6 separate regions of the Homo sapiens genome follow, and all the other regions are linked to region 2. Evidence: chromatin loops called from intact Hi-C (ENCODE). Cell type or tissue: B cell. All regions are shown on one strand. Links, peaks and the distances in the headings refer to the core of each region. The heading gives the core; the rest is flanking DNA. Region 1 has its middle 17 kb from the start of FOXO1. Region 2 overlaps LOC124903162. Region 3 overlaps LINC00598 (long intergenic non-protein coding RNA 598). Region 4 overlaps LINC00598 (long intergenic non-protein coding RNA 598). Region 5 overlaps LOC107984569 (a long non-coding RNA gene). Region 6 overlaps FOXO1 (forkhead box O1).

What was found. Peaks named below come from ENCODE experiments on the same cell type or tissue, not always from the same donor. Only the 100,000 strongest peaks of a DNase experiment are listed, where the experiment ranks them.
Region 1: a loop joins it to region 2, with 3 times the contacts of the local background. A loop is called at or near these places in 3 of 110 quality-filtered maps.
Region 3: it touches region 2 in a loop (2.5-fold over the local background); 3 of 110 quality-filtered maps call a loop at or near these places.
Region 4: a loop joins it to region 2, with 9 times the contacts of the local background. A loop is called at or near these places in 3 of 110 quality-filtered maps.
Region 5: it touches region 2 in a loop (8-fold over the local background); 4 of 110 quality-filtered maps call a loop at or near these places.
Region 6: it touches region 2 in a loop (2.3-fold over the local background); 2 of 110 quality-filtered maps call a loop at or near these places.

The regions. Positions count from the first base shown.
Region 1 is chr13:40,681,057-40,686,330 of GRCh38, forward strand. No RefSeq gene overlaps it. Among named protein-coding and RNA genes, the nearest start is that of FOXO1, 17 kb to the left of the region's middle. RefSeq lists enhancers at 1-382, 383-1,147. In B cell, for the core only: CTCF peaks have their summits at 2,113 (motif pointing left) and 2,315; a DNase peak (open chromatin) is centred at 2,005.
Region 2 is chr13:40,125,353-40,130,626 of GRCh38, forward strand. The region is part of intron 1 of LOC124903162; the gene reads right to left. Among named protein-coding and RNA genes, the nearest start is that of LINC00332, 54 kb to the right of the region's middle. In B cell, for the core only: no CTCF peak of the experiment used is centred there; DNase peaks (open chromatin) are centred at 1,199, 1,739 and 2,309; H3K4me3 peaks cover 1,923 bases; H3K27ac peaks cover 1,974 bases.
Region 3 is chr13:40,430,752-40,436,025 of GRCh38, forward strand. The region is part of intron 6 of LINC00598 (long intergenic non-protein coding RNA 598); the gene reads right to left. Among named protein-coding and RNA genes, the nearest start is that of LINC00598, 48 kb to the right of the region's middle. In B cell, for the core only: no CTCF peak of the experiment used is centred there; DNase peaks (open chromatin) are centred at 1,450, 2,474, 3,020, 4,453 and 1 weaker place; H3K4me3 peaks cover 1,932 bases; H3K27ac peaks cover 4,000 bases.
Region 4 is chr13:40,443,305-40,448,578 of GRCh38, forward strand. The region is part of intron 6 of LINC00598 (long intergenic non-protein coding RNA 598); the gene reads right to left. Among named protein-coding and RNA genes, the nearest start is that of LINC00598, 35 kb to the right of the region's middle. RefSeq lists enhancers at 2,247-2,546, 2,356-2,961. In B cell, for the core only: CTCF peaks have their summits at 3,905 and 4,211; DNase peaks (open chromatin) are centred at 2,417 and 3,167; H3K4me3 peaks cover 816 bases; H3K27ac peaks cover 2,460 bases.
Region 5 is chr13:40,066,356-40,071,629 of GRCh38, forward strand. It overlaps LOC107984569 (a long non-coding RNA gene), which reads right to left. Exons shown (of 3, transcript XR_001749970.1): 3 at 4,330-4,451. Among named protein-coding and RNA genes, the nearest start is that of LINC00332, 110 kb to the right of the region's middle. In B cell, for the core only: CTCF peaks have their summits at 3,043 (motif pointing right) and 3,247; a DNase peak (open chromatin) is centred at 3,036.
Region 6 is chr13:40,587,299-40,592,572 of GRCh38, forward strand. All of the region lies in intron 1 of FOXO1 (forkhead box O1), which reads right to left. Among named protein-coding and RNA genes, the nearest start is that of FOXO1, 77 kb to the right of the region's middle. RefSeq lists enhancers at 2,411-2,470, 2,481-2,720. In B cell, for the core only: no CTCF peak of the experiment used is centred there; a DNase peak (open chromatin) is centred at 2,523; H3K4me3 peaks cover 1,667 bases; H3K27ac peaks cover 4,000 bases.

The DNA of each region.
Region 1 (5,274 bases), core at 509-4,508, 560 kb after region 2:
GGCTCATTACCTCTTGCTTTCAGTAAACCAGGCTGAACACAGGTAAGAATAGGAGAAAAAAGAGGTCCCAACTCATGCTTCCCTGACCCCTGTATCTCTTCCCTAGGCTTCTGGAGAGCCTGCCCGAGGCAGCTGGCAGCCCTTAGAACATTAGAAGGAGAAAGTTTTTGGATGCAAAGTATTCGTGAGGAGGGCTCATTGAAAAGAAAAGGCAGCCTATTGAAATTCAAGTTAAGCTTAGACCAGATCCTATGGCTAACTCCCATAGGATATCCTCCCGCTATCTCATGTGGGGATAGCCATAGGATCTGGTCTATGCTTGCAGAGCCATACAACCCTCCTCCCCACACCCAGTTGCCCGTAAGTACAATTTGAGCTCCCCACCCACCATGGTCTGCTGTACATCTTGATACCAGACCTGCCTTTCCTGGAGCTGGCCTCAGATGGATTCAGCTGGATCCAGTCCAACCAGATTGTAAGCTCTGGCCCTCCAGATAACCTCTGTGGCTTCCTCCAGGCCTCCCACAGTTGGGGCCTCTTGGAATCACAGTTGATAATGTTAGTTGCCAGCAATCACCCCGATCTCTAAAACTTCATCTCCGTGCTTTCCGTTCCTTTGCCAACCACCTGTTCAGGCTGATGATGACATTTAATGAATCTCCTTCCTTCCTAGTCTTGATAACAGCACAGGTCCCTCACCATACGAAGAGAAACAGCCTTTCAAGAACCTGCTTTGGAAATTGGCACTCTCGACATACAACTGCATTCCTTTCAGCTCACATTACTGCAGCTGCTCCAGTGCCAGCATCTAAACCATCTCATCTTGTGTCCAGTGCAGTGAAATCACCTTGTGGGGAGAGCAGTCAATGTGTTGGTAGGGACCAAGGGCCGAGCCTACCCCACTGGGAACTGGCTGGGCTGGGCCCTGTGTTTGATAGAAATCCTAACATATTCAGAGCCATAGGAATTTTCTTTTTTCTTATGCTGATAGTTTACTTCCATACTACTAAAATTTGCAAAACAAAATGCCACAGGCTAGGCTAAATACAGTGCACATTCTATCTCTCTCTCTTTTTTTTTTTTTTTTACATTTTTTTGAGACAGAGTTTCACTTTTGTCGCCCAGGCTGGAGTGTAATGGCATGATCTGGGCTCACTGCAACCTCCATCTCCCGAGTTCAAGCAATTCTCCTGCCTCAGTCTCCCAAGTAGCTGGGATTACAGGCACCCGCCCCCAACCATGCCTGGCTAATTTTTTTTTTGTATTTTTAGTAGAGATGTGGTTTCACCATGTTGGCCAGGCTGGTCTCAAACCCCTGACCTCAGGTGATCCACCTGCCTCGGCCTCCCAAAGTGCTGGGATTACAGGCGTGAGCCACCGCGCCGGCCATAGTGCACATTCTCACATGCGCTGCATGGCCACAGGGAAAGGCATAAGCTTTCTTGTCCCCCTCCATCTGATATAAATAAATAATCCAAGAAACAGAGCATTTACTTTTTCAGGACCAGATTTATTCATGGTATTGGCTGCTCTTCTGGTAAATGAGCTCGGCTTCCAGGAATCAAGCCTGCCCACGTAAACATGGCACCCCGACCCCTGAGAATGTTAGCTGGCCACTCCTCACCATATACTCCTGCCATACCACAAGTGGATGGCTAAATGGTTCACGCCCAAACTGTCATCTATCTAGAAGCTATTACAATCTAGATTTTTAAAGTTACGTATTCTAGATCCACAAAAGGTACAACAGACTAAGTGCACTTAAGTTTTGCAATTTGTTTCAGCTTGAAGGATTTCCATACGTAATTGCCCACAGTTGTTATGCAGTGTCAGAGAGCTAGCACAAAAGGCGGTCTCCCTGAGACATAAACCAATCTAAACAGAGCTGTCACTATAGTTTTTACACAGATGATGATTCTCCCTTCTGCAAATTTAGGTCATGGTAATCTGTCTGTTACTTTTGATCTTCCCATTGAACTATGTTTCTCCATCTTGCTAGTGTCTTCGATCGTTTTCTTTTGTGAAGGGGCAAAAGAAAAGTTATCCAAAAATTCTTTTTCCACTCTGGTAAAAGTAGTTTTAAGATAATACTAAAAAGTAATGTTTTATCGCCCTCTACTGGTATATGACATTAATAGCCATTTGCAAAAAAGTTAACTTTTAGAGAAAAGGTAATAAAATTCAGAAAAGTCAAAAAAAAAAAGAGCCTTTTATGTGCCTTTAACATTTGTCTTATTTTTATTTTTATTTTTTTGAGATGGAGTCTCGCTCTGTAGCCCAGGCTGGAGTGCAGTGGCATGACCTTGGCTCACCGCAACCTCTACCTCCCAGGTTCAAGCAATTCTGCCTCAGCCTCCCAAGTACCTGGGATCACAGGCACGTGCCACCACACCCAGCTAATTTTTGTATTTTTAGTAGAGATGGGGTTTCACCATGTTGGCCGGGCTGGTCTTGAACTTCTGACCTCGTAATCCACCTGCCTTGGCCTCCCAAAGTGGTGGGATTACAGAGGTGAGCCACTTCGCCCAGCCAAAATTTTTTTCTTTTTCTTTCTTTTTTTTTTTTTTGAGATGCAGTCTCGCTCTGTCGCCCAGGCTGGAGTGCAGTGGCGTGATCTCGTCTCACTGCAACCTCCACCTCCCAGGTTCAAGCAATTGTCTTGCCTCAGCCTCCTGAGTAGCTGGGATTACAGGCGCACACTGCTACGCCTGACTAATTTTTTGTACTTTAGTAGAGATGGGGTTTCACCGTGTTGCCCAGGCTGGTCTCGAACTCCTGAGCTCAGGCAGTCCTCCCGCCTCGGCCTCCCAAAGTGCTGGGATTACAGGCGTGAGCCACCGTGCCCTGCAGTTTCATTTTTATAATATCTTAAGGTAACATAAATACTTTACCTTTTTTTTTTTTTTTTTTTTGAGACGGGGTCTCTCTCTTGCCCAGGCTGGAGAACAGTGGCGTGATCTTGGCTCACTGCAACCTTTACCTCCCGTGATCAAGCAATTCTCCTGTCTCAGCCTCCCAAGTAGCTGGGACTATAGGCGCCTGCCATCACACCCAGCTAATTTTAATTTTTGTATTTTTAGTAGAGACGGGGTTTCACCATATTGGTCAGGCTGGTCTCGAACTCTTGGCCTTAGGTGATCCACCCACTTTGGCCTTCCAAAGTCCTGGGATTACAGGCATGAGCCACTGCACCCAGCCATTTGCTTTGTTTTTTAAAATTTTTATTTATTTTAATATTTTTAGTAGAGATGGGGTTTCACCATGTTGGCCAGGCTGGTCTCGAACTCCCGGTCTCAAGTGATCTGCCTGCCTCTGCCTCCCAAGGTGCCAGGATTACAGGAGTGAGCCACTGTGCCTGGCCACTATTTTCATTATTGTTCATTATACAGGCATCTTTTAACATTAGGTATCTGACTTGTCTGCATCTTTTGTTCTAATATTGAGCTTTGCTGGGGGAAAAAAAGTTTATCAGTTGCATAATTTGGGGAAACTTTCTAAAGATACTTATTAAGAGAGAATTTCTCTTAGATATTCTCACTCTCTCTGAAGCATCTTTCTTTTAATTAATTAATTAATTAATTAATTTTTTTTTTTTTTTTTTTTTTTTTGAGACGGAGTCTCGCTCTGTCGCCCAGGCTGGAGTGCAGTGGCAAAATCAGGCTAACTGCTACCTTGACCTCCCGGTCTCAAGTGACCCTCCCACCTCCGCCTCCCAAGTAGCTGGGACTACAGGTGTGTTGCACCATGCCGGGCTAATTTTTTTAAAACTTCCTGGGCTGGTTGAAGCTTGCTTGCTTGCTTGCTTGCTTGCTTGCTTGCTTGCTTGCTTCTTTCCCTCCCTTCCTTCCTTTCTTTCTGTCTTTTCTTTTCTTTTCTTTGACAGAATCCCGCCCTGTTGCCCAGAATGGAGTGCAATGGTGTGATCTCGGCTCACTGCAACCTCTGCCTCCCAAGTTCAAATGATTCTCCTGCCTCAGCCTCCCGAGTAGCTGGGATTACAGGCTCCTGCCACCATGCCCAGCTAATTTTTGTATTTTTAGTAGAGACCGGGTTTCACCATGTTGGCCAGGCTGGTCTCGAACTCCTGACCTCATGATCCACCTGCCTCGGCCTCCCAAAGTGCTGGGATTATAAGCTTGAGCCACCATGCCTGGCCTAAAGCTATCTTTTTTTTTTTTTTCCTCCTGGGTTCAAGCAATTCTTCTGCCTCAGGCACGCGAGTAGCTGGGACTACAGGCACGCGCCACCACGACTGGCTAATTTTTTTTTTTTTTTTTTTTTTTGAGACGGAGTCTCACTCTGTTGCCCAGGCTGGAGTGCAGTGTCGCGATCTCGGCTCACTGCAAACCCTGCCATTTGCAATGGTTCAAGCCATTCTCCTGCCTCAGCCTCCCGAGTAGCTGGGACTACAAGCGCCTGCCACCACACCCAGCTAATTTTTTGTGTGTGTGTGTTTTTTTTTTTTTAGTGGAGACGGGGTTTCACCATGTAGCCAGGATGGTCTCGATCTCCTGATCTCGTGATCCGCCCGCCTTGGCCTCCCAAAATGCTGGGATTACAGACGTGAGCCACCGCGCCCAGACCTAATTTTTGTATTTTTAGTAGAGACAGGGTTTCACCATGTTGGCCAGGATGGTCTCGATCTCTTGACCTCATGATCCACCTGCCTCAGTCTCCCAAAGTGCTGGGCTTACAGATGTGAGCCACCGCACCTGGCGCATTTTTCTTATTAGTCTAAAACTAGAATCTTTGTTTCACTTGAGATAAAGGAAAGAAGTAGGCACTGGGAATGGATCAATCTTTAAAGAAATATTATGCTTTGAATTTCCATGAACAATTAGAATAACAATAGAAGGTGACTGATGAATAGCTATTATGATAAAACCCAAGTTTTCTATAAGGATAACAGACAAACATATCATGCCACATGAGATCAGTGGATGGAAGGGAACTAAGGCAAGCAGGGCCAGTGGTAAGGAGGAGTGTAAGAACTGGGACTAGAATGATTATGGATTAAATGGAAACAAAAATTGTCCCAAATAAAGCAACCACTGCTTTAAGCAGCAGTATAATTTTCAACATCAATTTGCACATAGTAACACTTTTTAAATTGTATTTAATTTTTAAATATTTATTTATTTATTTGAGACCAGGTTCTGAGACTGGCTAATTTTTGTATTTTTGGTAGAGATGGGGTTTCACCATGTTAGCCAGGCTGGTCTCAAACTCCTGACCTCAGGTGATCCACCTGCCTCGACTTCCCAAAGTGCTGGG
Region 2 (5,274 bases), core at 649-4,648:
GGACTTTCCTCAAAAACCATAGACCCCCTTCAGTTAGCTGAGTAATGAGGAAACACAGGTGTCAACCAACATGTCAATAACAACTAGACAGGTTTCTTCAAGGTGTCCTTCGATGCACTGTAAATAGACACCATCTCTGTCCTCTGTGTCTTTGCTACTCAGACCAGCATCACTTGCGGGGACTGTGAGAGATGCAGAATCTCAAGCCCTTCAGGCCCCACCCCAGGTCTATGGAATTAGAATCAACCTGTTTTTCAACAGGATCCCCAGGGAATTCATTTGCGCTATTACAGTCTGAGAATTACTGCTCTAAGAGAATGTTTGTGCTTGGAGTCCCATAGTCTCAGGCTGTATCTATAAAACATCAAAAATATTTGATTTGGTGAATAAAACACAGTGGAACTGGTTATGGAATATCATAGAAAACAAATTATTTTCTCCGCACTCTTTACTTTTTATCTCCTTCCTTTGAAGACCCTTCTAGCTTCCCATATTTTATATCCTGGCTGTGAACACCCCAGGTGAATTGAGTCTCACCCACCCAGGACTGGCCCAGAACACGGGACATACACAACTGGCTTTAGAATCAAGCTTTATTCATCCCTGATCCTGGAAGTTTGCTTTCTTGGCTCTGACACCTTCTTTGGCTCATGTCCCTGAATTGGTCTCAGTCTCTTTTTTTCCCCAGCCTGGGATTTTGTTGCTGCTCTCTCTGAACTTGCATTTTTTAAAATCTTTCCCATTTAGTCCTTTTTTTTTTTTTTTTTTTTTTTTTTTTTTTTTTTTTTGAGACAGTGTCTCACTTTGTCACCCAGACTGGAGTAGTGCAGTAGTGCTATCACCGCTCACTGCAGCTTTGACCTCCCAGGTTCAAGCAATTCTCCTGCCTCAGCCCCCCAAGTAGCTGGGACCACAGACACATGCCATCACGCTTGGCTAATTTTTGTATTTTTTGTAGAGATGGGACGTCGCCATACTGCCCAGGCTGGTCTCAAACTCCTGAGCTCAAGCGATCTGCCCACCTTGGCCTCCTGCGGTGCTAGGATTAGAGGCATGAGCCATCCCACTTAGTCTCAAGATATCTAGAGGAGGTTTCGGTTCTTACCTGTCTAAATTTAGAGGTTTGCAGCATGGACTTTTACTCTATAGGTGGCTTGTGGTTGTTAAAAGGGAGTTGAACAAAAATGCAGCTGTGCTCAGCAGCCAGGTGTTGTTAATAAAATTGGTTGCAAACAGAATCCCTCAGGCTTGGCTGCACATTAGAATCCCCCAGGGAGATTCAAATTTTCCAATGCAAAGGCCCCGGCCCCAGATCAACTAAATCAGAATTCCATGTCCTCAGCATCAGTGGTTATAAAAAGCTCCCAGGTGAGTCTAATGAGTAGCCAAAGTTTGGAAATACCAGTTTAGAGAAACTTCTATGTCCCAGTCATGCCCATCCCCACTCCCTCCTCTGGGCCTCAGTAGCAGTTCACTTCTTTTATTCTACTTAGTCTTTTTCTCTTCACCACCAAAGCATTTAGAAAATAATGAATGAAGAATGTAAGCCTCTGGGTGTATTCTTAGGGTGGGGACAGGAAGTGAGGGGTGGGGAAGGAAGAAGTTACATGCATGATCTCTCACACTGCTAAAACTATGCAAAGTTTGCCAGAATGGATATTAAACTGACCCCAACATCCCCCAGTTTAAGTTGCACCATTACTGCAGAAGAATCATAGAAAGCGAGAACATGGAACTCTAGAAGGCAGGCAGACAAAGCATCAGAGAAGAGATTTAACATGGCACAGCCCACGATCTTCCCACTTGCAATATTCCAAACAAAAAAAAATACCCCCAAACTTTGTGTCCGTAAGTGGAAGTTCTAAACCTGTGTCTTTCGAGGCAAAGCAGAAAGGGCACCAGGTGTTCTGGTGAAGAGTTAATCTGCCCATGCCCCAAATCAAGGTGAGATGGAGAAGGCAGCAGCAGTGCAATCCATACCAGGGCTCTTGGCCTGGGACCCTTCCTTGGGTGGGTCTGAGCCTGCACTGGAACCAGGTGAGAAGAGCTGCAGAAGGCAGGTTGAAGGAAGGGAGCCAGGGTGCTCCTCACATGCTCCCTCTGCTTACCTTTTCTCTCCTGGGTTAGGAATTCACAGTCACTGATGCAATTTGTTGGGTTCTCTAAGTGTCTTCCCCAGGCCCTACAGATGAGCAGCACCTGGGGACTTATTAGACATGCAAATACTCCAGAGGAGGGCTCCACCTCAGACCTCCAGAATCAGACACCTTGGAGGTGGGGCCCAGCCACCTGTGTCTTCAGAAGCCCTTCAGGAGTTCCTGATGTGCACTCAAGTTTGAGAACTACTATTTCATTTCATGCTTCTTAGAGCTTGCTTTTGTGGCCATTTGTTCAACTGGTCTGGAAAGGGGAAGAAACTTTGAAAGTGCTTGTTCTCCATTCAGACTGCTGATTGTTGATGCAGAATAGCAGCTGGGGTTACTGGCCATTTCTTCCCAGGTCCCCCTTCCTGAACCTCTCATCTTCTGTTTTCAGGCTCCTGGCTGTAGTTTCTGGTCCCTGCAGTCTGGCTTCCTGGATATAATCTTTGCCTGTTGAACCTGAGGCAGCTGCCTCTTCCTTCCCGCCTCAGTTTATCTCCCAGGCTCCAGACCCTGCTCCTCTCTCTAGGCCTCCCCACTATGCTTCCTTCTCTCATAAAAGTTGAGGCCCAGCTTCATCCTCTAGTTGGCATGGAGTCCCAGATGATGCCAGCTCTGTTCATCCTCTTTGTTTGCCCTCTCCTGGCCTGCTACGTTTAGTTAGCAAACATGCTGCTATTAGCAAATACTTTTGAATGAAAGAATTAAGTACTTTTTGGTTTCCAAAATCCTTCTACCTGCATTATCTCATCAGATCATTGTGACAGTGAAAGTACGATCCCTATTTAACAGTCAATAACACTGAGGCCAATCCAGATTATAGTCTAGTTAATAGAGCCAAGACTGGAATTAAGGTCTCTGAATCCTAACTCAATGCTCTTTTCATTATGCTGCTTACTTAATTCATCTCTTCACAGAGATGCGTTTCAGAGTATTTTCCACTCTCCCCAATAGCACACCATTAACAATTCATGCAAGGTAGATTTTTAATCAACATTCACCTACAGCAAGAACTGGTTTAAGCTGGACAAATTGCAAAGAATGTAGTTTACCTCATTGCACAGGTGCACACCACCAAAAGATTTAGCAGAAGATAAGAGGATGGATGTTTGGCCACACAGAGATTACCTGCAGCTGTGGTGATTGGTTCCTGGGGTCAAAGAGCCTTTGCTGATCAACAGAGTTGATTAATGGGTCAGTAACTCTTGTAGTTTAGAAATCAAAAGATTTTCAACTTGAACCTTGTATTGGTTTACATTTACCTCTCATTTCTTAGGCAGGTCGATAATAAATTAGGGCATTTGAAAGCTAGTATGATTTCCTTTAGGGTCCTCTGCTGTAAGCCCCAGTCTCTGAATGACAGTGTTTGCCTGGAAAAGAAGCAACCACCTGCATCTGCTGGCTTGGGCCTGCCTGGAGGTTAGAGGTGTGATGCCCCCGACACAGGGCACAACCATTCCCCAGTGTGTGGTGGGGAGCAGAGTGAACCACTCACCTATCCCAGATTCTGCACTGGCCTGTGTCTAAGAGCTTAGATTGCAACACTGAGGTGCCTGTTGCCTTAGCCTCCATGACTGAGGTCTTGAGCTGTGACATCCACCCTCACCATATCCCTACCTGTACTTGCTGCCCCATTTGGACCTCTGACAAGAGGGCAAACAGATAAGGGCAAACCTCCTCTGGCCTATGGGGATGCAAGGCCATGGCTATGCCTTCTGGTTCTGACCACAGCTCTACCTTTGTGACTCACACTAACAACAATCCTGTTTCTTATTTCACCACCTGGCCCTCTGGTGCCATGTGCTCTTTAGATGGTCCATCCCCAAGCCCAGCTGTAAATTATTTTGGTCATTTTGTTGCCAGTGGAGGGTGCCCAGGTTATTGGCATCCTGAACAAAGAATTGGACAAAATGCTCAAACAAAGCAAAAAAAGAATGAAACAACAAAAGCAGAGATTTATTGAAAACGAAAGTACACTCCACAGGGTGGGAGCGGGCCGAGCAAGCAGCTGAGATCACAGTCACAGAATTTTCAGGGGATTAAATACCTTCTAGTGGTTTCCCATTGGTTACTTGGTATATACCCTATGTAAATGAAGTAGTGGCCCACTACCAGTTTGATTGGTTGCAGGAGAGGACCAATCAGAGGCTGAAGCAAAGTTACAACGTTACGCCCTATCAAGCATCTGATTAGTTGCAGGAAGCAACCAATCAGAAGCTGAAATGAAGTTACAAAGTTATACTCCTATGTAAATGAAGACTTGGCCTGCGACCAGCCTGATTGGTTGTGGGAGGGGACCAATCAGAGGTACTTTCAATTTCTGCCACACAGAAAAGGGGAGCGTTGCAAAGGGAGTAGCCTCTGGTCCTTTTGTTACTTGGGTGTGGATAGTTAGGGTTTTCCTTTTGATTTAGTTCTAGAAAGTCAGAGTGAATCAGCTTTAGGTTCCCTGCCTCCAGGCCCTATTCTCCTGCCTCAATTTCTGACCTGTGCTTCTGTGACCTGGCCCTGAAAGAGCCACCAGCTCTCTCCAGCTCAGCAGATGATCCAGTCTTCACTGGTAGAACTGCCTTGGCTTTAAATTCGAAGCATGGTTGGAGCTTAACAAATGATAGAAAAAAATATGGAGAATTGAATTGATGGGTGAATAACATTTGGAGAACAAGCATAACCACACTGGCCTCAGCTCTCAAATATTAAGGAAGCTAAGGGGAGCTCATCATTCCTTCCTAAAGTCAGATTACCCTGATTCTGTAGATATGGAATCCTGTGGTTATGCCTCCTCACAAGTGATGTAAATTTACAGTTGTTATGAGATGACCCTGCATGTTCTCAAGCAAATGACAGTAAAGAGGATGATAATGAGTGAATGAAATAAAGAGAAGTAGGAGAAAGAAATGGGCAATAAAAAATAGCTTTTAATGAGCACATACTCTGTGCCAGGCACTGTGCTAAACACTAGCACACAGCAGCACACTCAATCCTTACAATAATCTTATATAGTAGTGATATTACCCCTAATTTACAGGTGATGAAACTGTAGTGGAGTCAGAATTTGGTTCCAAACCTGCACTCCTAACCCCTTTGTTAAGCTCCTTTCCCCATAGGAGGCGAATTCTCTACTCTTAGGCTT
Region 3 (5,274 bases), core at 659-4,658, 310 kb after region 2:
TGTGTGTGTGTGTGTGTGTGTGTGTGTGTGTAAGAGAGAGAGAGAGCACATCAGTGGAGCTTAGTGATGGCAAGGGCTGGCTGAAGTGGCCAAGCCCCAAACCAATGAACCTGGGTTTACCATTCACATCACTCCCTGAGTATCTGAGACTGGCCGTAATGTTGTTACATACATGCATGTGTGCACACAACTGAATGCACACACATGCAGAAACTGGGTAAGAAAAAGGGTCACTGTCATATTCTCTTGATCTTGGGGAGGACAGAAAACTCTAGGATAGGAATGAACAGAGCATAAGGATCCTTGGCCACCTAGGCCCATTCTCTTTCACTTAAGGCTGACCTGGTACATGCTCCGCAAGCTCACACACCTTTCCACGACAAACAGCATCACTAGCACACCAAAGGCAACACCAATGTCCACTCCTTGGGTCTTTGGGTGCTAATAAGCTATCTCATTGATCAGAAGTCCCATATCACTTACACCTCGTAGTCCTAGATTTGTGAACTGCTAAACATCAGTTTTGCCCCTGTATCTGGAGACCCAAAAAAGCTGGAAGGAAAAAGCAGCATTGAATCCATCCCTTTTCTTGAATAAACAATTATTTCACACACAAAAAGAAGAAGACAAAATCTTCTCCAGCAGCATTCTACCAAGCTGTGCAGTTTTACCATTGACCTAGATAACCTGAGTTTCCTGGAAAATTCCAGATGGACTATACCAAATAATACAAAAACACATTCACATTATCCCAATAGATAGATTTTGTGAAATAAAAGTGTATTCATTTTTCTTTAACATCATTAAAATATTAATTTAAATTTCAATTCTTCTCTACTCATTGTTAAAAGCTGACACAAGTATACTGGATGAACTCTATTTCAGCTCTATTCTTACAAAGTAAGAGGCACGTGAAAACCAAAGTAAAAAGGACTCTGTTTTCCACTTGTGCCTGTTTCAGAAAAGTCAGCATTTAAAACAGTTGTCTGGAAAATCCAGTCCTGAAACCAGGAAGGTATCTCTCTCTGAGTCTAGTTTAGTATCAAGACAGGCCCTACGAGCAGAAAATAAGTTAAAAATTCAAAAAAAAAAAAAAACAAATCAATTTGCCATCTTTTTACTGGTAGATATTTTTTATGACATTCAGCAATTTAAACTAGTCTCTGTAAGTCAACATCTACTCAAGTTACGGTCTAAAATCTTAAGTGTCTGTGCTCAGAGCTAGTTGAATTCTTCTCAACAGAGAAAGTGAATTCCCCACTCCTCAGTTCTCCCTTCCCAAAATGGGCCACTTAATTGAGTCCTTTGGAGACATCACAGTGCAAGAAACTCCCCAAAGAAAAAAATGCCCAAGGACTTGAAAAGAGAAAGAATTTCACACTTGCTAGCCCAGCATAACCACCCACCCTTGAATGTCAGTAAATGAAGAAGCCAAAAATGGCTCTTTAACAGACATCCCCAGGGAGGGTAAGGTTGTGTCTGCAGCCAGAAATGTTGCTTCCTTTGGTCTAAGTCAGTAATATTCAGATCACAGCTCTCCAGCTGCAAGCAGATCTGTTCAGATGCAAACTGTGGCTGGTGAAGCCCCCACTCCCTTTCTCTTCTGAAATATGTTTCACCTCTTTTTCCAGGGTAGGACCAAGTGATGCTTTCATTCAATGGTAATTATAAATATGACTCTTGGCACATTTAACTGTAAGAGTCATTGCTATGAGACCAGATTTAGCTACTCTAATATAAGAATGACTTTCACTCTCATCTTATCCGGGCCTCTTAGCAAACCAGAACCTAAGCTAGTTATTGGACCACTGGCCATGATGGGATGAGGGAATGAAATGTCTTACTCCCTTCCTATCCTGTTCATACCAGCTTCCCCACAGAATGAGATTTTTTTAAGAAGGGAATAATCTCACACGAGCTACTATAAACCAGGTAGCTCAGGACTTTCTGGTCATCTGCACTGACACTGTCCCAGCTGAGATTCAGAATAGTTAAGTAACGTGTCAGAGGTCACTCAGCAATAAATACCAAAGCCATGGCTCCAACCCGATTCTGTTGTGCTCCAAAGTGCATGACCTTTCCACCATGTTGTGCTGCCTGACGGTTTTCTTAAGATTCTCAGGGACTATGGCAGTTAAGGTAGCATGAACTACTATAACAAAAAGCCCAAAACTATATAACAGCTCAAACAGGATAGAAGTTTGTTTCTTGTACACATGAAGTCTGAAATGAATATTCCTAATAGGAAGCCTCTTAAGTAGTGATTTGGGACCCAGGCTCCTTTTTCCACCCTGTGGCTCTGCCGTGTCAAATCAGGGCTTTCATGGTGGTCGTACCCATCTTCATCAAGAAGGTGGGAGGGGAAGGGCATGGTGGGCCATTTGCAGATTGTTCCTTCATGGAAACCACACACATCATTTCTGCCCACATCCCTTTGTCTGGAAGTCAATCTCATGGGCTCTACCTTTTGAGAAACGTACTTCATCCATGTGCCTGAGAAAAAGAGGAACATGGTTTGGTGAAAAGCAAATCAATCGTTGTCACAGGAGCTAAAGAATTCAGTATTTGACAAAAATTAGCCGGGCATGGTGGCACACGCCTGCAGTCCCAGCTACTTGGGAGACTGAGGCAGGAGAATCAGTTGAACCTGGGAGGTGGAGGTTGCAGTGAGCCGAGATTGTGCCATTGCACTCCAGCCTGGGTGACAGACTGAGACTGCATCTCAAAAAAAAAAAAAAAAAAAGAATTCAGTGTTTGATTGAATTTGACTAAAGAACACACATCTCAACAAAAGCTGTGGCATAAATTATTTGTGTTTTAAATGAAAATATATGGAGTTGTGTATATTAACTAAAATTAAGATTTGAAAACATTCTTAAGCCAGGCCCTATGATCAGTAAGTGTTTTAAATATTCAAAAGAAGATACAAATTAATATTCAAAAGGAGATACAGTCTTTCTATTAGTGCAGGAGGCCCCAACCCTCAGGCCACAGATGGGTACTGGTCTGTGGTTTGTTAGGAACCAGGCCGCACAGCAGGAAGTGAGCGGCAGATGAGCGAGCATTACCGCCTGAGCTCTGCCTCCTGTCAGATCAGCAGCAGTATTAGATTCTCATAGAAGTATGAACCCTATTGTGAACTGTGCATGTGAGGGAGCTAGCTTCCATGCTCCTTATGAGAATCTAATGCCTGATGATCTGAGGTGAAACAGTTTCATCCTGAAACCATCCCCCTCACCCTCCCCTCGGTTCATGGAAAAAATTGTCTTCCATGAAACCAGTCCCTGGTGCCAAAATGGTTGGGGACCACTGTATTAGTGGATATGTTTTGACATGTAGCAATATAGTCAACCTCTAAAAGTCAACAACTACTAAAGATGGAGTCCTTACAACAACTACTAAAGGCTAGGCATGGTGGCTCATGCCTGTAATCCCAGCACTTTGGGAGGCCAAGGTGGGTGGATCACAAAGTCAGGAGTTCGAGACCAGCCTGGCCAACATGGTGAAACCCCATCTCTACTAAAAATACAAAAATTAGCCGGGCGCAATGGCAGGTGCCTGTAATCCCAGCTACTCAGGAGGCTAAGGCAAGAGAATTGCTTGAACCTTGGGAAAGGAGGTTGTGGTGAGCTGAGATCATGCCACTGCACTCCAGCCTGGGCAACAGAGTGAGACTCTGTCTCAAAAACAAACAAACAAAAAAAACCAACTACTAAAGCTATGAAAGGGTCAGGCTCCCCTCAGCATTGTACCATCAATAAGAAGCTGAGGCTGACCCTGAAAATCACCTTGCAGCTTAGATAGACCTTGTTGTTTCAACAGAAGAGATGTGCATCCCTGAACCCACAAAACCAAAAGCTTGCTCTGTGGACAAGGTAAACTCTGGTTCTTTAATGTTACTGGCAGCAAAGTACACAACTAACCAAGTAACCCTTGGCCATCCTTAGAGCATAAATAGCTGAGATGTTATCTACATCTGCCCACACCCATTTCGCCAATGATGACTTCTCCCTTGATACCCTCTTCAGCAGCAAGAGAGGGAAAAAGTTCAAATGATGACAGTGGCAATGGCCTAAGCACGTTTCTCCAGGCATGAGCTGGGCAGTGACCAAGAAAGAGCAAACTGCATCCCCTCCATCCCTGAGCCACTGTGACCTGTTCACCAGCTCTGTTCAAACTATCCAGGTACATACAGCAGTATTTGGAAACTGAAGCTCTGAGCACTCTGAAAAATTAACTGCACTAGCTGTTTGCATTCTCAAATACACTTTGAGCAGATAAAAGTGAGTTGCCTGAAGCAGGAAAACATTGACTTTCTTTTTCTGGTTTGCTAGATATGGTTCAAGAAAATGTCTCTTCTCCTCTGTTAGCAGTCCTTCCTCTCCTCACCCTTAGTTTAGCTTTCTTCTTGACCTGCAGGAAATCAGAAGGAGGTGAACCAGAACTTAGCATAGAGCCTGCATATGTTAAGTGCTTGTTTCGATTCCACACATGTGTATTCAGCACCATATATACAGGGCAATGTATGCAGTATTGGGACCACAACGTGGTCCTACTGTCAAGGAGACCCTGCTGTTTCTGAGAAAGCCAAGATGTGTATTCTTTTCCTGCATATTGCAGAAAGTCAGAAACTGTTTGCTGCATCAATGAATAAACGACCAGGCCCTGTAGTGGAATTGTACCATAAGGAGAGGCCCCCAGCCTTTTCTAAAAGTAAAGAGCAGATTAATTTTGCTTGGTTGTTGACCTATTTCCTTTAGTATAATAGGTAGATTGACTATAGTAGGGCGATGGATAGATTCCCTTAAAGAGTGAAGTTTTCATTTAGCACCCCCATCCAGTCAAAATTGCTCTTGAATGAATTCCTGATTTTCTTGAAAGAAAGAAAAATCCTACACAGAAGCAAGTTAGAATAGAATTCAGGATAAATAAGAAGACCCCCAAGGTCAGCATTTCCCAAAGAGTGTTCCAGGGAACATGGGTACCAAGGTGTTCTATGAAAGAAAAATTCAGTTGCCTAGTTAGTTTGGGAAGCAATGCATATTCTATTTCCCTTTTAGAAAGTCACAAAGCAAATTGATATATTCAAAATTCTGGAAAGACCCACAGTAAAGAATCCTTATAACTGTGTAACCTAGTTTTCTCCAAATATACTGGAACACAGAAAACTTTTTTGTACATAATACTTACCAACATTTCTTTAACGTGTATACCATGAAGTCAACTTTGGCAAAAAGTCTCCTCAATCCATAAGGCCTGTGCCCACCTGGCATA
Region 4 (5,274 bases), core at 548-4,547, 320 kb after region 2:
CTGGGCTGGACATGAGACCCACACTCTAGATAGATCAGCATTTACTTTATGTTCTCCTTTGATGCATGCACATATGCCTTAGTAAACTATTAAGTCATTCCATGGTATTTCTCTATATATTCTCAGACAGTTCCTTTCTTACATTTCTAGAACCTTGTGCTTTAAAATGTTAGAATGTGCTATAGATCTTAGAATGTCTTAGAGATCTTGGAAGGCCTATATATCTTGTTAAAAGATACTTGAATTGGGTGGCCACTTTCCTGATTCCCTGAGGACAAACCCAGTTCACAGCACCCATCACAGAATTAACTGACGTGAACACAGCCCCTCATATTTTCCACTTCTACTGAGAACCATGAAGTTGAACCCAAGTGGGTGCCTGGTGTATCATTTAGGGCCAGTTTCATGAAAGTAAAAAACATATGCCAAGAAAGGGGCTGTGCTGTTCCTGGTTGAAGGAGTAGGATAAGCAAGGGACCTAGTGCTGCAGTCAGGGTAGGCCTTTTGTCTCTTTGTCGGCCTCTGGTTATCTGGTGACTTCCAATGATGTGCTTGCAGGGGAAGGGTGAGCAGGGACTGTTTATGGAAGGTGGCACAGCCCAGGGAGTCTCACACATTTGCATAGATGTACCCCAAGCAGAGGGAACTGTCCACAGTAAATGCTGTGTGAATGCTGTCACTTGGAAAGGAGGGACTTCAAACCAAGTAGCTGCCGTAGGACCATGTTCACGTTCAAAGATGGTTTTAGAACCAGCTGAAAATTTTGCTTTTGGCACCCTCAGTGAGAGCACGTTTAAATAATCTCTCATTAGTTGAAGCCTGAAACCATCAGGAAAAAAGCAGATTTTTGATAAAAATCCAATAATTAAACCTTGACACAGGCTCAGAAATTCCCAGGCCCAAGCCCTCTGTGTTTTATAACATTATTTCACGATGTGAAAGATACCATCTGAATAAATGCCTTCTGCTTCTACACTTTAACTTTTTGTCACTGATAAGTTCATTCAAAAAGCACAACAACTCTCTAAAGGTTGACTCTAATAATAAATGGATCTCTTTTCTCTTATCTCTTCTCCCCGTGTAATTGTGTGCTTCATTCTCGAGCTGTCTTCAACATGAATAACTCTACTTACTTCAGCAAAGGTCCCCAAACATCACTCCAGGAGGCTGGAGAAAGGTCATAAGTACCCTTCATTCCCAGACACTAATTTTTCTTTTCTTTCATATTAAAGAAAAAAAAAATCCCAGCTCGGGATTGTTCAGCCTCCAGATAAGAAGAAAAAAAGTGACTATTCATTACACATATCTAAATTTGGACTATAAATTTAATAATTGTAATGTTGTTTTTATTTTTAAGCTTTTTCTTGTCTGGGTCTAAATCCTAGGAGTGAGTTTGATATTTCAAATCCCTCAATTTCTAAAATCTCTACTGTCTTATTCCAAATCAAGTGTTCAAGTTAATTATATCCCCTAGCTCCCATTAAACAGGAGAAATTCTTCAGAGAGAGTGTTATTTGAATAAAACTTCTTGGAATTGTTTAGTTGGAAGTATTGTCCTGGGCCCCGTGAGAAGAGGCACATGCATGTTAGGAAATGTGGCTGTCCAGAGCTTATGTAATTATTCAGTAATCTGTATACCACATTACCAAAATGCCATATCTGCCTCAAAGGCTAACATGTGAAAGTTTAATCAGCACAGAAAATGGACTTTAAAAATTTCAACATAGATTCTGAGCAAGGTGAAGGGGACTGTGAAGACAGTGAATTCTAGATTCCTTCAACACTCCCATATGGGAAATCGAGTGGGATGGAGAAGACCTCATTTCAAAAGGAACGTTGTACATTTACTCACTGTTAAATATAAGGGCAGTTACTTCTATTCAAACTCAACAAAAGTTAAGTGTTTCTTGCCTTTAATCAATGAAATATATAAAAATAGAGATTTAGAGTTGCAGAACTTCAAGTGACAGAGACCACGGGGCATTGAGTTCAGAAGCCACTTCTGGGCCAGACGTCCCATCCCAGTGTCCCTGGGTGTGACCCCTGCTCTTCTGTGTAAATCCCTCCGGGAAAGATGACCTGACTCCACACTTGGACCCAGCCTGGCCCAGTGTGGGCATCACCTCTGGCCAGGAGAAGACTTAAGTGGTATAAACGGGGTGAGGGGCTCATCATAGAAGCTGTGGGGCAGGCCATGTGCAGTGGCTCACACCTGTAATCCCAGATTACAGGCTCATGAGGGCTGGTTACGTTTTCACTGATCCTGTTTAGACTTTGAGGAGAAAGGCATGCTTCACCAAGCACTACCTTGTGAGCAGCTGGGGGGAAGCCCTGACAAGTCTCACTTCCTTCCAGCAACAACTCTCCCACATTGTTCTCGCCATTGTCTACGCTTCCCCGTTGTTAGTCATTCTGTGAGTCAAGAGCTGGCCTCGGCCAGCTGCAGGCACGCTTGGCTGCCCCGCTGCATGAGGGGCCAATGTCACTCCCTCCCGGGCTCTACGAGGCCAGGTCTGCAGCCAGCAAGCCACAAGGGACCTCCCGAGCCACCTGTTATTGTGACCATGCGTGGCCCAGTTTGTTTTGATTAGAGCGTTCCAAAGAGGAAATAAAGCCTATATTTATATTTTTATTTTAAAAAGGCAGGGCCACTTGGGAGGCCAAGGCTGGTGGATCACCTGAGGTCAGGAGTTTGAGACCAGCCTGGCCATCATGGTGAAACCCCGTCTCTACTAAAAATAAAATAAAAAATTAGCCGGGCATGGTGGTGGGTGCCTGTAATCCCAGCTACTGGGGAGGCTTAAGCAGGAGAATCACTTGAACCCAGAAACTGAGGTTGCAGTGAGCCAAGATCACGCCACTGCACTCCAGCCTGGGTGACAGAACAAAACTCCGTCTCAGAAAAAAAAAAAAAGAGAAAGAAAGAAAGAAAGAAAGAAAGAAAGAAAGAAAGAAAGAAAGAAAGAAAGAAAGAAAGAAAGAAAGAAAAAAGGTAGGGCCACTTGCCCAGTGCCCTCTTGAATATTTGGAATTCACAGACCTCTTCCTCAAACCCATGGAGATTTGCATGAAGAGCACTTTGCCCATAGTAATGTGATCTCCCAGTTAAGGGAGGCAAAATATTGAGTTGGTTGGCAGCTTTTCCCAAGTTCCTCCATCAGCTGGGAGGGAATGATCTAAGAGGAACAGTGGGTAATTCAAATACCTTAGGGTATTCTACATAATGGAAGAGAAGAGAAAAACCAAACAAACTTTTGTGAGCACATGTAACACAGACATTCCAGGGCATTCATGAGTGGTGACGTTATGGGTTGAAGTGTGTCCCCGCCAAAAACATATGCTGGATGGAGTACTATCTCCCAGTACCTCAGAATGTGATCTTATTTGGAGATAAGATCTTTACAGAGGAAATCATTAGGGTAGGACCTAGTCCAATATGACCAGTGTCCTTATAAAAAAGGGAAATTTGGAAACACAGGGAGAACATCCTGTGAAGATGAGGGCAGAGATCTACAAGCCAAGAAATGCCAAAAATTGCAGCAAATCCCCAGGAGCTGGGAAAGAGGCATGGAACCGATTCTTCCTCACAGCCCTTAGAAGAAACCAACCCTGGCAGGGTGTGGTGGCTCATGCCTGTAATCCTAGCACTTTGGGAGGCTGAGGTGGGTGAAGCACTTGAGGTCAGGAGTTCAAGAGCAGCCTGGCCCACATGGTGGAACCCCGTCTCTACTAAAAATACAAAAATTAGTCAGGTGTGGTGGTGCATACCTGTAATCCCAGCTACTTGGGAGGCTGAGGCAGGAGAATCAGTTGAACCCAGGAGAAAGAGGTTGCAGGGAGCCAAAATCATGCCACTGCCCTCCAGCCTGGGCAACTGAGTGACAGAGTGACTTGATGAAGTGAGACTCCGTCAAGAAAGAGAAAGAAGAAGAAGACAGAAAGAAAGAAAGAAAGAAAGAAAGAAAGAAAGAAAGAAAGAAAGAAAGAAAGAAAGGAGAAAGAGAGAAAGAAAAAGAGAGAGAAAGAAAGAAAAGAAAGAGAGAAAGAAAGAAAGGAAGAAAGAAAGGAAAGAAAGAAAGAAAGAGAAAGAAAGAAAGAAAGAAAGAAAAAGAAAGAAAGAAAAAGGGAGAAAGAAGGGAGGGAGGGAGGGAAGAAGTAAGGGAGCGAGGGAGGGAAGAAGTAAGGAAGGAAGGAAGGAAAGAAGAAAGGAAGGAAGGAACCCTGCCGACACCTTCATCCTGGACTTCCAGCCTCCAGAACTGTGGAACAATCAATTTCCAGAGGGATACATTCCAAGAACTCCAGTGGATACCTAAAACTGCAGCTAGTACCACACCCTATAGATACTATGTTTTTCCTGTACATACATATCTATAAAGTTTAGTTTATTAATTACATGCAGTAAGAGATTAACAACAATATCAATAAAATAGAACAATATACTGTAATAAAAGTTATCGTGCACTGTGGCTGTAATTTTTGCAGTTCAAGGGGAGACACGAAAACTAGCTTGAATTTCTTTTTCCATCTTTATCGTTTCACAAATAGAAGATTGGTTCTTACCATAGATCTTAGCAACCTCAGCATACTATTTGTTTCTTTCCTTATTAAGTCAAGAACTTTCACCTTTTCACTTAAAGGAATCACCTTACGGCTTCCCTTTGGCAGATCAGGGCCATTATTAAGTAAAATAAGGGTGACTTGAACACAAGCACTGTGATACTGCCAGGCTATCTGATAACAGAGCCAGCCTCTAAGCGTCTCACAGGCAGGTAGTGCCTACAGCTTGGATTCACAAGACAAAGGGAGGATTCGGTCCCAGGCTGGATGGGGTGAGACAGCAAGATATTTATTTCATCATGCTACTGAGAGTAGCACATGATTTAAAACTTATTGTTTATTTCTGGAATTTCCCTATTAATATTTTCAGACCACAGTTGACCATGGGTAGCTGAAACTGAAGAAAGCAAAGCCATGGATAAGGGGGGTCGACTGTACTTTGTTACTGCAGCCCTAGCAAATGAATAGAGGTGATGTCAGTACATTCAGTCCACATAGATTCCTGGAACAGTCTGCCTCGTTATTTGAGGTTTCTCCCAATCCATGCAAGGCTGGTTCCTTCTTTCCAACCAAACCTTAGTTCCTCCATGCCCCTTCACACCCTTCCTGACCACCCAAGCTAAACAACAGCCTCTCCACCTCCTTCACTCTATTCCACTGCCTGATTTATTTTCTTGATGGCATGTCTCACTCTCTCATCTAGTTGTTTGTAGA
Region 5 (5,274 bases), core at 633-4,632, 59 kb before region 2:
GTTGAAAGAAAGGAGAAAGAAAGAGAGAAAGAGAGAGAGAGAGAGAAAGAAAGAGAGAGAGAGAGAGAGAGGAAAGAAAGAAAGAAGAAAGAGAGAGAGAGAAAGAAAGAAAGAAGGGACAGAGGGAGGGAGGGAGGGAAGGAGGGAAGGAAGGAAGGAAGAAGACTGGAAGACTCAGCAAGTCTACTATTCCATCTTCCCCTGCCTGCTTTATTCTAGCCACTTTGGCAGCCGCTTAGATGGTGCCCACCCAGATTGAGGGTGGGTCTGCCTCTCCCAGCCCACTGACTCCAATGTTAATCTCCTTTGGCAACACCCTCACAGACACACCCAGGATCAATACTTTGCATCCTTCAATCCAATGAAGTTGACACTCAATATTAAACATCACACTCTGGAAATGCTCAGCTCCAGCTCCTGAGGTCAACACTCTCTCCTAAACTTCAGTTCATTCAACGAACATTGATGGAGAACCTGCCAGGTAACAGGCCCCGAGCTGGGCAATGGACACAGGGAAATGAATAAAATGTGATGTCAGCCATCAAAGCTCACATATGATTTTATGTCCAACTACCTACTGACTTTTTCACTTGAACCTATAGTAATAATAACAACAATAATAAACCTTTTAAAAAAATCTGCTGCCATTTGTTGAGAAACCTGCCAACCTGCCTCATGCTGGCTGCTCAGTGTAAAGCACTCTCTGGCCCCCAGAGCTCACATGCACGGCCTTCTGCTGTGCTTTCAATGTTTGTGTCTTCTCCAAAACTCTCATGTTGGAACTTCAACCCCAATGTTATGATATTCAAAGGTAGGGCTTTTCGGAGGTGATTAAGTCATGAGTATAGAGACCTCATGAATGAGATTAGCAATCTTACAAAAGTGCTGAAGGGAACTAGCTAGGGTTTTTTTGTTGTTTGTTTGTTTGTTTGTTTGTTTGTTTTTAACCCTTTCACCTTCCACCATGTGAGGACACAGTATTTTTTCCCTCCAGAGGACGCAGTAACAAGGCACCATCTTAGAAGCAGTGACCGAGCCCTCACCAGACACTGAGCCCACTGGCACCTTTATTGGACTTCCAAGGCTCCAAAACTGTGAAAATTACCCAGTCTTAGGTATTTTGTCACAGCAGCATAAACAGACTAAGACGCTTTCCTCACTCATAGGCCAGGTAAGGCTTGGGTGTAATATCTCAGTACACAGTCTCATCCTAGCTAACAGCCAGACTATGACAAGTGGGCAGGAACCAGGCCACACGTCGATAATGATGTGTTATGGTTTTAAGATTATGGTGCTTCTCATCTGACTTTTCTATTTATGATAAGAAATGTAAGACGTTGATAGATGATAATTCAAATTTAAAGTAAAAATGTCTTACTATTGCCCTTTTAAACTTCCAGAACAGTTAAGGGCATTTAGAGATTGCAAACTGAGTTTTTTTTTTTTCTTTTAAAAACTACTTTTTGCAACTAGTTCTCAGAGTGAATCAGAATATTCTCAATAGTATATAATTAGAAATATATATAAATATATACATATATATAAAATGGAAGTTGGGTTTGTCACACATATGCCCAAAATGTTGTATTAATTAATACTTCTTTATTGATCTTATTGATTCATTCTGTAACCGTCATAAATTTGAACTTACAAACTAAATGTCTGTTAACAAAATGCTGCTTTTATTTTTTTTTCATATGCTGGAGTTTTCCATGAGATTTTGTTGGGGAAAAATATATGTAATGCTGAAGAAGTTTGAACACCGTGGAGCAAACCTAAGGATTTAGCTGCACAGGCAAGGGCCTTCCAGCACTGGCCCCGCCTGCCTCTTCAGCCTCAACTCCCCTCTCAGAACCCCTTACACCCTGAGGAGCAAAATCACCAGCTCTCCCTCCATCTGAGCCTTTGTTTAAACATGTTGCATCCTCCTCTGGAATGCACTCCCCCTCCTCACCTCCCATGCACCCCCTTGAACGTCACCCCTAGGAAGCCATCCTGACCTCTCCAGGGATAGGGTCTGTGTTCCCACGTAAATGCTCCTCCAGCACTTCCCACCATTGATGTAAATTTTGCTTGCATGTCTGAGTTCCTAGATGGGAAGGGCAGTCGCTTATTGATATTTATTTACACAGCGGCTATTCATTACCTGGCTCATAATATGTGCTTAATAAATGTGAATTGAATGAACAAATGAATAATTTAAATAACAACCAGGATTTAGTCCTTAATGGATTTGAGCTTCTATATTTCTAAAATGCTCATGGCTGACACTGAATGCATACTAAGTATCAGGAACTGCCCTATTTCTACGAATTTCTTCTTTAATCCTCAAAAACAGTTCTATGAGGTAGGTAGTACAATTATCATGCTAATTTTTCAGATGAGGAAAATGAAGTACAATGAGGTGATATGACTTGAGCAAGTTCCCCAGCTAGTAAAAGGCACAGAGACACTTGACTCTAAGGAGTCCACCATTGTCCTCTACGGGATGCACCGTACTGCTTACACAGAGAAGCCTACATGCAATAGGCCTTCCTTTCCTCTTTCCATTCTATTTACTTGCTTCTTCTTTTTTTTTTTTTTTTTTTTTTTTTTTAGATGGAGTCTCACTCTGTTGCCCAGGCTGGACTGCAGTGGTGTGATCTTGGCTCACTACAGCCTCCGCCTCCCGGATTCAAGCGATTCTCCTGCCTCAGCCTCCTGGGTAGCTGGGACTACAGGCACGCGCCACCATGCCCAGCTAATTTTTGTATTTTTAGTAGAGACCGGTTTTCACCATGTTGGCCAGGATGGTTTCGATCTCCTGATGGGTTTGAAAGTTATGCATGTTAGAATTATGCCTAAGATAAGCATTAACAAGATTCTGAGATGGCATTCTTTGAGTAAAGCATAAACTTTAGAACATGTCTTCTCCTTTAGCAGGACTGGGGCCTTGTTTCTTTTTGCCCTGGTTTTTGTCTACCTAGGTTGGGCTCTGGACACTGAGGGGTCATGGTAGTCCTCAGTCTTCCCTGACTCACCGCTGGGTGGCAGTACACCACACTTCCTTTATTCCTGCTCTTTTATGCGTGCGTGTAGAAGTGGGAGCTCTGCTTTAGGGACCACTCTCCAATTCTCAATCTCCTCTTTTGCTTTTGATGTAAATTATCTCTTACACTTTTAGGTAATAGCAAATATTGTTTGTGTCTGTTTTTATGCACTCGTTTAGAATGACATGGAGCTTTGCCAAAGTCAAACGAAGCACATTTCATTAGACCATTTTCATGGGGAGGTTTTTCTTACACAAAATTATCTACAATTAAAAATGCAGAGAGATTTTCCCCGTGTGGCACAGCTTTTTAAAAGACAGAGTCAAAACCTTTATCGAAAAAGCAATTTATAATGCCAGTAATTTTCTACCTCTGTCCTGCTATTATCAAGGACAGCAGTTTTAAAAGAACTGGCTCTGGTCTCTCTGCTCAGCCTGTCGTGCTCACGTAATGGCTTGTCTGTAACTTCAGCCCATTGCCATGGAAGTCATTATGCCACACGCCCAGAAGGGTGATTTTCTACAGCATCAAAGAGGAAGCAACTGGGTTCAAAATGAAAAACAATCTCTATACATGTGAGAGAAAGAAGCATGATGAGGTGGGAAGGACCCAGAGAACACGATTTTATGTGAAAGAGTGCTATGAATGCAAGTTTTCAAATAGAATATTATCAGAACAAGACAATAATAGTTGAAGTGAATAAAATAATTTTCCTAATGGCCTGTTCCTTCTCTCAAATTTTCTACCATAACACATGGTTAGAAGGTCCCAAATAAATGGCCCTTTACAGCTTCTCTGACATTTCTGGTAGCAAACATTCCAAGTGAATAATTTTATTTCTTTCATAAAATCCTGGAAGGGAATCACAAAGCTGCCTGGCTTTAGATGAGGTCTGGGTCATCTCGTCCATACCTCTGCCTTCAGGAAGGTTCAAACTTACTTTCCTAAGCAGATCAGACTCTACACTGGGAGATACCATGAGCTACTTTTTCTGAGGCCAGGGGCAAAGTTCTCTCAGTGTACTGAGTCAAATATTTTGTTAAGGAAGGAACTTGGGATCTGGAGTCAGGGGATTCCAGTGCAAGCCTGGGCTCCAGGGTTTGCCCACCCTGCAAACGTGGACAAGTCACGTGACATCCTTGTGTTCAGGTTGCCTCATCTTCAAAACCGGAAATAATAACCTACATCACAGGGTTGCTCCAGTGGTCAAGTGAGACAATGGATGTGAAAGGGCTTTGTCAACTGGAAAGTGCTCTTCAAATGTCACTTATTATTATTGTTCTGCTCAGTCCATTCATTTTTCTCTGCATGAGTTGAAGAGTACAGTCCTTTACCATTAATCTGCTCCCATGGAGAAGATGTTGGCTTCTACCTGCGTGCACTGGCACCACCAGCCTCCGCAGCCTGGGAAGGAGGTGTAATCTGAGGAGGAAGGAGGAGTGTGAGACCCATGTGTACAGCAGCAACTTCCTGCCTCCCTCCCAGACAACCTGGATCTGTGCACTTGTGGCAACTCAGTAGGGGTCTAGTGTTAGAATTGTGGGGTGAGGGACAGGAGATCTGGATTCTGTCACTATCTGACCGTATGACTTTGGGTTATTTCTTCACTTATTTAGTAACTCATTCAAAATAAATAGTGATTAGAGACACAGGGTCTTGAGCCAGGCAGTCTGAGTTCAAATCTTGATTTCCCCCAATGACTTGAGAGGTGATCTTAGGATAAATACAAACACAAGCCAGTACTTACTGAGCAATCATGTATGCAGCACTGTTCCAAAGGCATGATAGATATTAACTCAGATGATCTGTGCAACAACCCTATGAAATTATCTCAGTTATTACTCCCATATTACAGATTATGAAACTGAGGCCAAAGTGCTTCAGTAACTTGCCCAGGGTCACTCTGCTAGCAAGTGGCAATCTTGCACACCCATCACAATTATGCTGAACTCCTTAAAGAAATGTGCCAATATATGTGAGTACTCAGAGCGGTGTCTGCTACACGGTAAACACTCCATGTTAGCTATAATTTGTTGTTTATTAAGGACTCATTATGTGTCAGTAACTTTGCTAGGTGCAAGGAAGATGCACGAGCCTCCAGCCCCACCCCTTAAAGATCACAGACATTTTTATTTCTTATGGTTCTGGGGATCAAATCAAAAAGGCAATGTATAAAGATGGAGGTGTGCTTTTGAAGGTGAAAAGAAAATACATTTGGAAAGCAGAGTTATCATGACTTTATTTT
Region 6 (5,274 bases), core at 857-4,856, 460 kb after region 2:
GGGCGGAGCAGGAGACCACAATAAGAAGCAAATACGAACAGATAGTGAAAGATTGATTATCCGTGAAAGGAAGGAAAACAAAAATGACTGGAAAGTCCAGATAAGCCAAACAGCTATTTACATGACTAGTTTTAAACTTCCCCTTCAAATACAAATAAGAAAAAATAAAGATTTATCTTAATTTCATCTCCTCTCCAAGGCTGGGTACCCTTGCTTGAGGAGTCAAATAAAAACTTATTTTTGCTAAAAGACTCAAGGACAGAGAGAGAAGCTGCCATTAACCATGTTGATTACTAGGATGGCCCCAAAGACAGTCCATCTATACCTAAAGCACGGCTCAAGTGCTTGGAGAAAATCTTTGTTGCTTCTTCCACATCTGCTCTTCCTGCCTGCCAACTGAGATGCACTGTTCTCCCTCCATTCCTCTGCATTTCTACCGAATGGTCTGGAAAGCCAAATGAAACGGAAGTCTTCACTTAATGAGACATTAATTATGAAGTCCATCCAACTAAAGTGCTGTCTTCAGTGTTCACAGTAGCCTCTCCCCACCTTTTAAAAGGGCCAGAGGGTTGATGGTGGTAATGGGTCTCTGCCTCTGTGCCACCCTAGGTTGACTTCCAGGGGTAAACTTTAAGGCCTTTCATGTGAAAGAGAGTCAATGCACTAACATTTTCGGGCTAGAACGGCACTTTTCAAATTGCATAACACAGAGTACAGAGCACTACTGCATTATGCTCCATATCCTCACATCTGCTATGGTGCGGGAGGAAGCCCAGGATAGAAAGGATTCAATTCAATTAACAGAACCTTGGGAGTTCAGGCAAGCAGAATCCTACATTTAAATAAATGCCCATTTAACCCTAAAGAAACTGAGTAGAGGAGGATTAGGGAGTGCTCATCTTCCACCTTTCCTCTCCAACAATCAAGGTGTTCCTTGCTCAGGCTCTACTTACAATTCCCTGAACTGCACAGTCAGGAAGTTTGAGTGTATCTGCACAAGACTTCTCTAGCTTCATTACCAAACCTTGAGTCACCTGAATCCGAACAGGCCAACTGATGTTTTAAGTGGAACAAAATTCCCTGCCTACCTTTTCTTTTTCCATTTATTGGGCTAAAAAGGTAGTGAAAATGTGGGCGGTTAAACCCTCCATAACCATCACTAACAGAAGCAAACAAATGTTCACAGAATCCCAAAGTCCAGGAACAAATTATATTTAAGTTTTCACCCTTAAACTGAGTTTAAGATTTTGGGGGGGACATTTACTCCAAGCCAAAAAGTTATCCTAAGAAGACCCCTCACTTACAGGGGCTGGGAAGCACTATGATTATTTTCCTGTTATCCATCTAATCTCAACCCACCCCGGCAGAGGCCCCAGCCTAATGAACAACCCTCAACCAAATCTTCCTGAAAGAATTCAGAATGAGCAACTATGGAGGTCTCCTTGGTAGAATAAAGGGCCTGTCCCTCATAAAGACAACATAAAAAGAGTCAAGGACACAAGTGATTTAAAAGTGTCACTGATTGACCAGGAGTGATGACTCACTCCTGTAATCCCAGCACTTTGGGAGGCCGAGGTGGGCAGATTGCTGGAAGTCAGGAGTTCAAGACCAGCCTGGCCAACATGGTAAAACCCCATCTCTATTAAAAATGCAAAAATTAGCCAGGCATAGTGGTGCATGCCTGTAATCCCGGCTACTTTGGAGGCTGAGGCACAAGAATCACTTGAATCCAGCAGGCAGAGGTTGCAGTGAGCCTGAGATCGAACGACTGCATTCCAGCCTGGGCGACAGAGCGAGACTCTGTCTAAAAAAAAATAAATAAGTAAATAAATGAAAGTGTCACTGATGCCAACTGTCCATAAGACAGTCAAGGCAGACCATCAAGAAATGGCTGCAAGAATATTCTACATTCAAAGACATCTCAAAAGTAACTATCTATTCACATAAACAGTTTAATACAACTCAATCCAATTCTTGCCAATTCTAAACAAGAAAAGACTGGCATAAAATATAAATCTTCTCCCCAATCAAGGCCAACAATGAAATTAAAGAAAAAAAACTCTCACATGAGTACAGTCTGTATTATTTATAGAAACAACTTTCATATCCATTTCAAGTTACTTAAATTCAAAACTTGCTAATAATAGAAACAGTATGTAAGTGTCACTAAAACCGGAAACTGCTGCAAAATAACAGAATATTTCAGAGTCAAATTCAAGGATCTGTGTTGTAAAATATTTCGTCTTTGTTACTCTATCAGCATTTAATTTATAAAAAGTGAACATGTTCTACTTTGGTTAATTAACCACTAACATAAGTCAAATAATGAATGCTGCTGCCTCCTAAATTAATCAGAATAGATTAACAGAATCCTTTGAGCTTATTGTTTCAGAACAAATTTCAAAGCCACCACAGTAACTTTCTGGAAGTTAAGAAAGAGGAAATGTGCTTCTCATGTCAACAGCAGAGCAGTTTTCAGGAGTCCCATTGTTTCAGTGCAGGGAGCTCAGCTGTCCTGGACTGTCCTGAGTCAAGACAGGAAGAGCTGTCAGACTTCTGGGGCTGATCACTCAAGCATGACTGGACAAGACCAGAAGCAGCAGATGTTTAAAGGGTGATGGGAAACAACTATGCAAAGAAGGAAACACTAGTAACTTGAAGAGTTACCAAAGCCTCACTCTGTTGACATAATTTGCAATCAATAAATACGTTTTAATAAAAGTCTGCAAGTTTGTACGATGGGAGCCTCTCTCTCCCTGCTGCTGTGGCCCCTACCCAACTCCTCCCAATAACAGCAGTACTATTTTACAACCCCTAGAGCAGGTCTTAAAATGTAAGAGAGATTTTAAAACCATCATTTCTGTCCAAGAATGACTATTCTGGCATAGTGACGCAAAGAAAAGCCATTCAGATAAACAAGAAACCTATTCTCCAAGAACAAGGAATTGGATTAGACTAGTAATATCTAATAACATCTAAGCCCAATGATGCAAACAAAACAACACAACAGGAATGTGTACTATACTATGGGCCAAATGCCGCAAACAGAAACCTTCTCCTTGCTAAGACTCTTCGGTCTCTTCTTACATAAAGACTCCAGGCAATTACTGTCCCCAAAATAGCTTTCTTTCCAAAATGACCATTAACCAAATGCCCCTCTTGCGGAGTTACAGAAGAGGATAGATGTCAAGTGTTCCATCAAGTGGAACAAGAACTAAAATATGGAACCTTGAAACCACAACTGCTGATATACCAAGGATGAATCCCAATAAACCAGAAAACTCACTCAAAAGTTTAGTTTTCCATCTCCACAGCATGGGTTATCCCAGCAGTCTCAAAGGCTCACACCTGTTTCACTGGCTCAGCTTTGCCGTCAACGGGAGATGTGGAGATATGCTGCAATATCGTTCCAGTTTCAATAACATACCACGCTGGACTAATGCCTTCTGTGTGGCTTTTTTTTTCTTTTTTAAGAATATCAAAATGCTAGGGGCTTGAGAGAGATTTAAACATTTCACCTGGTACAAGTAGCATTAGGACTTTCAAAAATACCAAATTGTTCACATCACAATGTTTCACTTAACGCTACACTTTACGAGCTGGCCATCAAAATCCTCTTCTACTTCATACCTACTCTCCTCATTTATCACTTTCTGGTTTCTAAGGTACTAAAGTATTGAAAAAGAAAAACACAATGCTCAGGTTCTGGAAGGCCTCTCGGAGGATGGGGCCTGGGGACAGATGGAGGACCCCTTTATACCAAAGGCAAGAGGACTAGCAGTCCCAAGTGGAGAGGGAGGACTGCTTCAGAGTTCAACAGAGGTCCATCGTTTCTGATCTGCAAATCAGCTCAGAAATAAAAGAGACTCTTCCTGCCAAAAAAAATACAAAGCAAGAAGGGGAGCAATGAGAAATCCAACAGGGTCAAACACCTTGAAAGGGGGCAAGCTGTAGCTTGCTGCTACTGCTAGGAGGGCAGCAGTGTTGAGTTTCCTAGCCGGGTGGCTCCCACGTTCTGGACACGGCACCATGAGGAGGTCTAGGCAGAAAGTAGCTCATAGGGAAGAGGCAAGGCTCACAAAGAGAAGGATCATCAGCAGTGCACTTCAGTCAAAGTTGGTGCAATTGAATTTTGAGCAGCTGAAGGTCCAGAGACCTCCAGGAATGGAGAAGTACAAAGCAGCCAGAGGCCCAGAACAGGAAACCTGGTGCCATACTTACTGGGCAGGCCAGCCAGGTAGGGCGCCCAAGAGGGATGATGGAAAGGACAGACAGCAGAGTGGAGACTAGCAGATGATACATTCTGGGTGGCTATAAATAAGAACGCTTTAGACCATAAAGGCCAATTGTTTTATAATTTTACTAGTCTTGTTACTTTCATAAAACTATAGCAAAAACTACTAAAAATATATATATTTTTTGAGACAGAGTCTCACTCTATCGCCCAGGCTAGAGTGAGGTGGCTCGATCTTGGCTCACTGCAACCTCCACCTCCCAGGTCCAAGCAATTCTCATACCTCAGCCTCCTGAGTAGCTGAGATATTTTTACAGCTGTGTGCCACCACGCCAGGCTAATTTTTGCATTCTTAGTAGAGACAGGGTCTCATGATGTTGGTCAGGCTGGTCTCGAGTTCCGGGCCTCAAGTGATCCACCCGCCTTGACCTCCCAAAGTGCTGAGATTACAGACGTGAGCCACCGCACTCAGCCCTATTAGAAATTTTTTGTTTCTACAGCTCCATAAGTAAATTAGAGCTCTGCCAGTAGATTAAATGAAATAAATCACTACACTTGAATTCTCACAAACTGTGACATCTGTATCCTCACCCATCAACACAACCTGTATATTACCTATGCATTACTCTTCCAAACTGGGTAAACCAGAATGTGCAATCCCCATCTTATTCAATCTTCATGCTACTCTGATCTCCAATCTCCAGCACTCCGCTTACTAAATTCCAGACAAACTAATTGAGGACCTGTATCCTGATCATGATTTAAAAAAAACAACTTCATCAAAACTCAGGACAGAGAAAGTTGCTCTCAGCTCACTGTACAATTTGTTTTGTGAACTAGACCTGCAATATCTTTGAAGGAGTTACCTTAAATTATTAAAAGCAAAAGACCCATCTATATCTCAAAGTTCCAGAACAAAGCTTTTCACTTTCTGAATAGCAGCGAAGCAGAAAAGACAACTTAAACCAGAAGGGTGCCCTGATTACTACATTCCTCCCAAACATGTTCTGAATATCTCCAATTCTCCTCTCCTGCCTCTT